Regions from separate parts of the Homo sapiens genome. Here region 2 is linked to region 1. A link is an interaction called in ENCODE POLR2A ChIA-PET data of the cell type or tissue named here. Cell type or tissue: endothelial cell of umbilical vein. All regions are shown on one strand. Region 1 overlaps RSL1D1 (ribosomal L1 domain containing 1). Region 2 overlaps GSPT1 (G1 to S phase transition 1).

What was found. ChIA-PET counts read pairs that join two places held together with the same protein. Peaks named below come from ENCODE experiments on the same cell type or tissue, not always from the same donor. Only the 100,000 strongest peaks of a DNase experiment are listed, where the experiment ranks them.
Region 2: POLR2A ChIA-PET joins it to region 1 with 5 read pairs; 6 of 35 experiments call an interaction of 5 or more read pairs at or near these places.

Annotation. Positions count from the first base shown.
Region 1 is chr16:11,837,025-11,842,024 of GRCh38, reverse strand. It overlaps RSL1D1 (ribosomal L1 domain containing 1), which reads left to right. Exons shown (of 9, transcript NM_015659.3): 6 at 25-118; 7 at 205-330; 8 at 2,040-2,330; 9 at 3,912-5,000. The coding sequence ends at 4,238. Among named protein-coding and RNA genes, the nearest start is that of BCAR4, 11 kb to the right of the region's middle. RefSeq lists a silencer at 3,403-3,588. In endothelial cell of umbilical vein, no CTCF peak of the experiment used is centred here; no DNase peak of the experiment used is centred here; H3K27ac peaks cover 227 bases.
Region 2 is chr16:11,894,507-11,899,506 of GRCh38, reverse strand. GSPT1 (G1 to S phase transition 1) reads left to right here. Exons shown (of 15, transcript NM_002094.4): 2 at 1,472-1,513; 3 at 1,626-1,667; 4 at 2,722-2,949; 5 at 4,520-4,553. Among named protein-coding and RNA genes, the nearest start is that of GSPT1, 19 kb to the left of the region's middle. In endothelial cell of umbilical vein, no CTCF peak of the experiment used is centred here; a DNase peak (open chromatin) is centred at 2,536; H3K27ac peaks cover 1,037 bases.

The sequences.
Region 1 (5,000 bases):
GTCTAATACTATATTAAATTTCAGTGCTATACGTATTGGTCACGTTGGAATGCAAATTGAGCACATCATTGAAAACATTGTTGCTGTCACCAAAGGACTTTCAGAAAAATTGCCAGAGGTACAGTATTACAGGTGCATCAATTGATTGTTCATTTAAAAGAAACAAAGTATATGTAGACGATGTTACTCTTTTCTTTGTTTCAGAAGTGGGAGAGCGTGAAACTCCTGTTTGTGAAAACTGAGAAATCGGCTGCACTTCCCATCTTTTCCTCGTTTGTCAGCAATTGGGATGAAGCCACCAAAAGATCTTTGCTTAATAAGAAGAAAAAAGTTAGTAGAATTTTAAATACTTACAGAATGAATAATGAAGGGTGTAAATTCAGTCACTAGGAGAGAAGTAGACCATCATCGCTGCCCGACTTTTCAGTTATCTTCTGGTTTTGTGGTGGTTGTGCTTTTGTCACTTTACATGAGGTAAAATGGGTATGCTTTTGTCACTTTACATGAGGTAGTTGATGTTAGTAATGCGCATTAAGATAGAAATATCTTGTATTTATTGATAAATTGGATTTTTTTTTTATTTTTGTTAGATCCAGTGCTTGCTGGGTTTTTTTAGAGAGACAGGGTCTCACTCTGTCCCCCAGGCTGGAGCACAGTGACGTGATCAAGGCTCACGGCAGCCTTGACCTCCTGAGCTCAAGCAATCCTGTTTCAGCCTCCCGAGTAGCTGGCACTGCAGGCATGCTTCACCATGCCCAGCTAATTTTTAAATTATTTTTTGTACACACATGGTCGCCCTGTTTCCCAGGCTGATCTTGAATTCTTGAGCTCAAGCGATCCGCCTGCCTTGGGCTCCCAAAGTGCTGGGATTACAGGCATGAGCTACTATGCCTGGCCTGGATTAACTGGCTTTTGAGGGGGCCTGAGTTAAGTTCCTACCACATATTTCCGGTCATAGAAACATCACCATACTTCTAAATAAAGACCAAAACATTTAAAATATTAAACATTGAAATAAATGTGAGCTATATATACATTTGAAACAGTAATAAAAGGAATTGACATAATTATTTACCCAGTTATTCCCATCCACGGTTGTAGGTGGCTGGAGTTTAATCCTGATAGCTCAGGGAAAAGGGTAACAGGCAAGAGCCAACCCTAGAAAAGGCGCTGTTTCATCACAGGACAAACTCATACACCTACATTCGTTGGGACTGGGACTGGGATAACTTCAACACACCAGTTCACCTAATGTGCACGTATTTGGATGTCGGAGGTTATGCTCACAGATACCTCCTGAGCTTGGTTTGTAGGTTTTCAGTATTACTCGTACTCTAGCAAAAGAAGCTTTCGGAAGGAGAGAAAATTTAATTTTTTGCTATTTGTTAGACTGATCTCCTAGTGTTTCTCTCTTTAGCCATGTTAATTGTGTCCAATGAATTTTTAATTTTGTTTTTGAGACAGAGTTTCACTCTGTCGCCCAGGCTGAAGTGCAGTGGCATGATCTCAGCTCACTACAACCCCCCGCCTTCCAGGTTCAAATGATTCTCTGTGCCTCACCCTCCTGAGTAGTTGGAACTACAGGCACGTATCACCATGCCCAGCTAATTTTTGTGGTTTTAATAGAGATGGGGTTTCACCATGTTTACCAGGCTGATCTCGAAGTCCTGACCTCAAGTGATCCTCCTGCCTCAGCCTCCCTGAGTGCTGTGATTACAGGCGTGAGCCACCGCGCCCAGCTGAGTATTATTCTTTACACTCTAAACCATACTGTGTTTCACAAAAGTCTCTTAACTGTATACTTTAGATAGTCAGATTCTGAAATGCCGGTATATAATTTACTGCATAAAATGCATGTTTGGCTGTGAGTCAAAAACTGCGGTTGAGGTTCCAGTGCTGGTTAGGGAGTTTGTTCTCTGTATAGATCGAGGTCCATTTAGGGGCTTATGGATAATCAAAACTGCACGTGGTACATCTATGCCGTTTGTTAACCAACAGAACTGTTCCTGCTAAAATGTTTGTATGGTGTTTTTTGGTAGGAGGCAAGGAGAAAACGAAGAGAAAGAAATTTTGAAAAACAAAAGGAGAGGAAGAAGAAGAGGCAGCAGGCTAGGAAGACTGCATCAGTTCTTAGTAAAGATGATGTGGCACCTGAAAGTGGTGATACTACAGTGAAGAAACCTGAATCAAAGAAGGAACAGACCCCAGAGCATGGGAAGAAAAAACGTGGCAGAGGAAAAGCCCAAGTTAAAGCAACAAATGAATCCGAAGACGAAATCCCACAGCTGGTACCAATAGGAAAGAAGACTCCAGCTAATGAAAAAGTAGAGGTATTGTTTTAATATTTACTGTTCATAATGGATTGGTTCAGTGGCTACTGTGTCAGGCAGGTACTGTGCTGAGCAATAAATGATGAAAAATACTAGAGTGAACCCAAAGAACTGTGAAGGTGGTTATCATATCATGATTTATTGTACCTTTTTTTTTTTTTTTTTTTTAGATGGGATCTTGCTATATTGCCCAGACCGGTCTTACACTCCGGGGGTCAAAACAGTCTTCCCACCTTGGCCTCCCAAAGTGCTGGGATTACAAGTGTGAGCCACCACACCTAGTCCCAACCGGTTGGCTTTTTTTTTTTTTTTTGCTTTGCTTTTTTTTGAAGATGGAGTCTCACTCTGTCACCCAGGCTAGAGTGCAGTGGCATGATCTCAGCTCACTGCAACCTCCGCCTCCCTGGTTCAAGCAATTCTCCTTCCTCAGCCTCCCGAGTAGCTGGGATTACAGGCGCGCACTACCATGCCCAGCTAATTTTTGTGTTTTTGGTAGAGACGGGGTTTTGCCATGTTGGCCAGGCTGGTCTTGAACTCCTGGCCTCAGGTGATCCGCCCGCCTTGTCCTCCCAAAGTGCTGGGATTACAGGCATGAACCACCGCACTCAGCCACCAGTTGGCTTTTACACAGAGAATCTGGGAACCCTTGCCCTACACCATGTGCCAGGGATGTGCAGCTACATTTGGAAGACTCAGGATTTGCTCCCATGTGTCTCTGCTGTGCTCCTCATGGTGCTTCCAGGATTCCCTCCCCTCAGTCATAGGGAAAGGTGGTTTTCCTCTGATTGGACCAGGAAGACCTCTGGGTCTTCACAGTTTTTTTTTGTTTTTTTTTTTTGAGACAAGGTCTCACTTTGTTGCCCAGGATGGAGTGCAGTGGCATGATCTCGGCTCACAGCAACCTCCACCTTTCGTGCCCAAGCAATTCTCGTGCCTCAGCCTCCTGAGTAGCTGGGATTACAGGTGTGTGCCAACATGCCTGGCTAATTTTTGTATTTTTAGTAGAGATGGGGTTTTGCCATGTTGGCCAGGCTACTCTTGAACTCCTGGCCTCAAGTAATCCACCTGCCTCAGCCTTCCATAGTGCTGGGATTACAGGCATGAGCCACCTCACCTATACCTCATTCTTAATAGTGGAATACAGCTTATTTCTGTCATCATACTGAGGTGTACCTTTTGGGGGTTAACTAATAAAAACAGTAACTTGGCCATGCGCTGAAAAACAGTAACTTGGCCGGGCACAGTGGCTCACGCCTGTAATCCTAGCACTTTGGGAGGCCGAGGCAGGTGGATCACCTGAGGTCAGGAGTTCGAGACCAGCCTGGCTAACATGGTGAAACCCTGTTTCTACTAAAAATACAAAAAATGAGCCGGGCGTGGTGGCACACACCTATAATACCAGCTACTCGGGAGGCAGAGGTTGCAGTGAACTGAGATTGTGCCATTGCACTCTAGCATGGGCAGCAAGAGCGAAACTCAGTCTGAAAAATAAATAAATACAAATAAAAACAGTAACTCCTGGAGTTAGAGTGTCAGGTTTTGTGGCTTTTTCTATATTAAACTTACTTTTTTTTTTCTTAGATTCAAAAACATGCCACAGGAAAGAAGTCTCCAGCAAAGAGTCCTAATCCCAGCACACCTCGTGGGAAGAAAAGAAAGGCTTTGCCAGCATCTGAGACCCCAAAAGCTGCAGAGTCTGAGACCCCAGGGAAAAGCCCAGAGAAGAAGCCAAAAATCAAAGAAGAGGCAGTGAAGGAAAAAAGTCCTTCGCTGGGGAAAAAAGATGCGAGACAGACTCCAAAAAAGCCAGAGGCCAAGTTTTTCACCACTCCTAGTAAATCTGTGAGAAAAGCTTCCCACACCCCCAAAAAATGGCCCAAAAAACCCAAAGTACCCCAGTCGACCTAAAGTCAGTGATTCAACTGGAAGGAAACCTCAATGCTGCCTCCAGAGCTTTTTGGAAATACTCAGATCCTGGCCGCCTTTGTAACCTTCTCTAAACGTCAGGCCTGGACTTAAAAGATTTTTTAAAACCTCCATAAGTAGTCCAGGGGCGGTGGCTCACGCCTGTAATCCCAGCACTTTGGGAGGCCGAGGCAGGCGGATCACAAGGTCAACGAGATCGAGACCATCCTGGCCAACATGGTGAAACCCTGTCTGTACCAAAAATACAAAAATTAATTGGGCATGGTGGTGGACACCTGTAATCCCAGCTACTAGGGAGGCTGAGGCAGGAGAATTGCTTGAACCTGGGAGGCGGAGGTTGCAGTGAGCCACTGCACTCCAGCCTGATGACAGAGCAAGACTCAGTCTCAAAAATAAATAAAAATAATAAAACCTCCATAAGTAATCCTGACATATGTTCCTGGGTATAATCTGTTTCTAAATTGTCCTTCTGTGTATTTGCTAATGTAATAGAGGGAAAAATAGAGTGCTTCTCTGTGGTTGTTCAGCACTTTAGGTAGCCAAGGTGAGAGGATTGCTTGAGGCCAGGAGTTTGAGACTAGCCTGGGCAACTTGGTAAAACCCCATCTCTACAAAAGAAAAAAAAAAATTAGTGTGGCATGGTGGCATGCATCTGTGCTCCCAGCTCCTCACGAGGCTGAGGTGGAAGGATCAAGTGAGCGCAAGAGGTTGAGGCTCCAGTGAGCCACGATCACCCCACTGTGC
Region 2 (5,000 bases), 57 kb before region 1:
TAGCCCCCATCCCCTCCTAGTTGTATTGCTTGGTTGTCTCCATGGCATGCTTTCTTGCAGTGGTGATGTGGGTCTTCCTGCCTGTGGGGTCTTGCCCACTCTAGTTCATGTAGTTTAAGCTGCAAGAAAAAGATCTTCCTAAGTGACAGTCTGAGCCTGTCACTTAAAAAAAAAAAGAAAACAATTTGGTTGTCCTTTACCTATCAGGGACAGGAAATTACTTTACTCAACATTTGATGCTATTGAAGGTTGGGCCCAAAACACTTTCTCTTGACTCTTACAGGTATTGATCCTTTCCGGGCAATGATTTTACAGGTTACAAATTCATTATTTTTTCATACTTGCTGTGCATGATTCATATGATTTAATTCTTTAGTATCGTTTTCTGTCGTGGAGATTCTTTAAAGCAGGGGCACGTTCATATTGGAGTATAATTTAGGTTTGTCTGTATCTGACAAACTAAAATCCAAAAAGCAGACTTAGATATTTGGTTATTAGTATGTATTTCTCCTACATCTCTTCCAGTAATGTCATAAGTAAATTTGCAGTGTGGCAACTGGAAACTGGATTGTTGCTTGGTTTTAGAGTTCTAGTATAGGAAAAAACTGGCATCATTGGAATCACCTTTTCTGCAGATATTTTTAATGGCTTATATATGTTTCAGGACTTTATACACATGTCATTTATCTTATAGGTATCTAATTTATTCAGGGATTTTGATAACATGAGTATGGAATATTAAAAAGGGCTAATCACAGGCTGGATGCGGTGGCTCAAGCCTGTAATCCCAGCACTTTGGGAGGCCGAGGTGGGCAGAACACCTGAGGTCGTAGTTCAAAACCAGCCTGACCAACGTGGCGAAACCCCATCTCTACTAAAAATACAAAATTAGCCGGGCATGGTGGCATGCACCTGTGATCCCAGGTACTCAGGAGGCTGAGGCAGGAGAATCGCTTGAACCGGGGAGATGGAGGTTGCGGTAAGCCAAGATCGTGCCATTGCACTCCAACTCCAGCCTGGGCAACAAGAGTGAAACTCAGTCTCAAAAAAAAAAAAAAAAAAAAAGGGCTAATCACAGCTTTCTTGGGCTGGGTTACCTAGAGAGAATCACGGGAAGTAGATGTGTATTTGTTGAGCACATCTCTAATTTGATCTGTGCTGAGCTGCAAATTACTTTGACAGTATCTGTGAAGAAAAGGTTTATAAAGCAAATCAAAAGAATAAGCATGTTTTTATGAATACATTGAAACTACTGAAAATGTTTCAAAATTGGCTGTAATTAGTAGAATTTTGAAAAGTAGGTTAAGCAGAGACTTCTAACTTGAAGGCCTGAGTTAGCTGCCATTGATCTGGGGTTATTGATTGAGGCTTGTGTCGTGTTATTGAACTTCTGTTTTTACTGCATATTAAAAGATAAGTGAAATGGATGGATAAGTATCAATTTTTAATAGAACTTCTTTCTGTTAAACAGCACCTGTGGAATCCTCTCAAGAGGAACAGTCATTGTGTGAAGGTAATGATGTACTCTTTGAAAGTCTACTTGAGAAAACATTAGGTTGTCTATATGGTGTGTAAAGCTAGATACTGTTTGGTAAATATATATTATATTTCAATCTCTTGTCTAGGTTCAAATTCAGCTGTTAGCATGGAACTTTCAGAACCTATTGGTAAGAAAATTTCTGACCATATTAATACAGTAATATGAAACTCTTTCACTCTCAAGATTTAAGGTGCATTATGTAAGTTACGATTATTGTAATGCCTACATTTAAGACACATTGAGTCTTTGCTATTAGTATTTAGAAAGTAGAACAAACTAGGCACTAACACTGCCTTGATAAACTTAATGATTGCAAATAAAATTGAGTGGAGGAATGGTCAAGTCAATTTAAATACCTGTACCTGTTCTGTTTTCTTTTTTTGAGACGGAGTCTTGCTCTGTCGCCCAGGCTGGAGTGTAGTGGTGCAATCTTGGGTCACTGCAACCTCCGCCTCCCAGGTTCAAGCGCTTCTCCTGCCTCAGCTTCTTGAGTAGCTGGGATTACAGGCGCACACCACCACAACTGGCAAATTTTTGTATTTTTAGTAGAGGCGGGGTTTCACCATGTTGATCAGGATGGTCTCGAACTCCTGACCTCGTGATCCACCCACCTCGGCCTCCGAAAGTGCTGGGATTACAGGTGTGAGCCACCATGCTCGGCCACACGTTCTGTTTTCTTGGTGAAAAATGTTCTTCCTTTTTATAACTTTATTCTTAAGGGTTTCACGTTCTCAGCGTGATTAAAGTTGATGCCAAAGTTTTATTAGTTTAAGAGGAAAAAGAAAATATTTCCTAAATCCTTTCATATTTCTCGTGTGTCACGATTTTAAACTTTCCTTTTTTTCTTACTATCAGGGTGTCTCAACACTGGAATAACTAGGCTGTTGGGAATGTTAGAACTCTTGTTTGCATTTTGTTTGCCATTATGAAAATGAAGCTTTGCTAAAATAGCAATCTCAGCCTGTGAGTCAGTGCCCTCTGATGTGATACCAGCAGTGAGTCTGCCTTGAAAGCTGTCACCCATTTCTGCTATGAAAGAGGTTTTCCTGCTTATGTGTCACTAGGCATTAGGAAATGGAACTACATATGCAAACTTCCATTTGTTGTTTTAAAGCTAGTGTATTTTAAAGTATAGATTGTAAGTCTTTTTCAGAATACTAAGTTAAAATGTCTTTCTTCAGTAGAAAATGGAGAGACAGAAATGTCTCCAGAAGAATCATGGGAGCACAAAGAAGAAATAAGTGAAGCAGAGCCAGGGGGTGGTTCCTTGGGAGATGGAAGGCCGCCAGAGGAAAGTGCCCATGAAATGATGGAGGAGGAAGAGGAAATCCCAAAACCTAAGTCTGTGGTTGCACCGCCAGGTGCTCCTAAGAAAGAGCATGTAAATGTAGTATTCATTGGGCACGTAGGTAAGCTGCTCTCATAGCAATTAAAGTTACTGGATACATAAAACATAGAACATCCTTTTTAGCTACCTGGAGATGTTTAGTGAAACTGAAGGAAATTAATTGAAAATGTCTTGATTTTTAACTTGCTGATTTTTTTTAGCTGGCAAAAAATTGCAAGTACTTTTTTCCTGAAGTTTAGGCAAATGAATAATTCTGTAACGGCATAGATGCTGGAAGAAAAACTTCAGTATATTGTACGTAACATATAATTAGTCTATTGACCATTGATGGTAGTTCAGCATAGTATTATATATCAGTATCTTAGAAAATGTGCCCTTTTTTATGTGAACCTCAGTTAACTTGTTAATTTTAATGGGATTGACCTTACCAGATAATTTTGTGTGAAGCAGGAAATCAATAATTTGGAGTAACTTCTGGATGCTTGCCAGGTTGCTGGTTTAGCAAAAAACAAAAGAACAAATTTATTTAATTTACTCAGATATTCTCTAATTATCTGGCCTATCCCCAGAATTGTGAGAAAAAAAATACAGAATTATGTGTCTTTCATTTCAGCTATCTCTGCCTTCCCCCCAGATATGAAACACTGTACCCCTTCTTTTAGTAGCAAGAACTCTTTTGAAAGTGTAAAGGAGCGGCTGGGCACTGTGGCTGGCGCCTGTAATCCCAGCACTTTGGGAGGCCAAGGCGGGCACATCACGAGGTCAGGAGTTCAAGACCAGCCTGGCCAACATGGTGAAACCCCGTCTCTACTAAAAATACAAAAATTAGCCAGGTGTGGTGGCATGAGCCTGTAATCCCAGCTACTCCGGAGGCTGAGGCAGGAGAATTGCTTGAACCCAGAAGGTGGAGGTTGCAGTGAGGTGAGATCGCACCACTGCACTCCAGCTCTGGGCAACGGAGCAAGATTCCGTCTCGTGGGGAAAAAAAGGTGTAAAGGAGCACATACCTCATTTGCTGTAAGTGAAAGGAAAAGCACCTGAATCTAGTTCACAGTTCTTCAGCTGCTTTTGCTCTTGGAAACTTCTCTTGGGGAATTTATAGTCTGTTGCCGCTGTGCTTTCGGAGTAATCTGTTAAAAAATTCTTTATCAGTAAAGTGTTTTTAAGTGGTTTTTTTTTTTTTTTTTGAGATGGAGTTTCACTCTTGTCGCCCAGGCTGGAGTGCAATGGCGTGATTTCAGCTTAGTGCAACCTCTGCTTCCCGAGTTCACGCGATTCTCCTGCCTCAGCTTCCCAAGTAGCTGGGATTACAGGCGGCCGCCACCACGCCTAGCTAATTTTTGTATTTTTAGTAGAAACGGGGTTTCACCATGTTGGCCAGGCTGGTCTCGAACTCCTGACCTGAGGTCATCCGCCCTCGCTGGCCTCCCAAAGTGCTGGAATTACAGGCGTGAGCCACCGAGCCCAGCCTTGAGGCTCATTTTCAAAAGGAGAAGGGTAATGAACTAGGATTTATGCCCCAAATTCATATGGAAGATTTAATTATGTATGTTAAAGGGTGCTGTTGTTTGCATATTTAGCCATTGGTTTTTGGTTTTAACCTATGGTTTGCATGTTGATGTTACTTTTAGATGCTGGCAAGTCAACCATTGGAGGACAAATAATGTAAGTCTGTATCTTTTGTTAAATAACAGAGTTAAATTGATGTAATGAATTTTAGGCATTGTAAACCTTCATACAGTCACACAAAGGAGATAAAACAGGTCCCCCAAAGAAAAATTAAAAATAAAATTACTGGGACACAATACTGATGTTAAGAAGTGATTTTTGGCCTGGTGTGGTGGAACACACCTATAATCCCAGCATTTTGAGAGGCTAAGGTGGGAGGATCACTGGACTTGAGGTCTGGAGTTTGAAACCAGCCTGGGCAAGACAATGAGACTCTGTCTCTACTTTAATTTTTTTAAAAGTAGTAGTTTTTGTAATGTGATTATTACTAGTGTTAAATGTGTTTCTGAAAGCTTTTTACATTTTTTAAAAATAAAAAATGAACACAGAACTCTAGATTATGGGAAACTTGGTCTCCTTTGCATATAACATACATGGGAATAA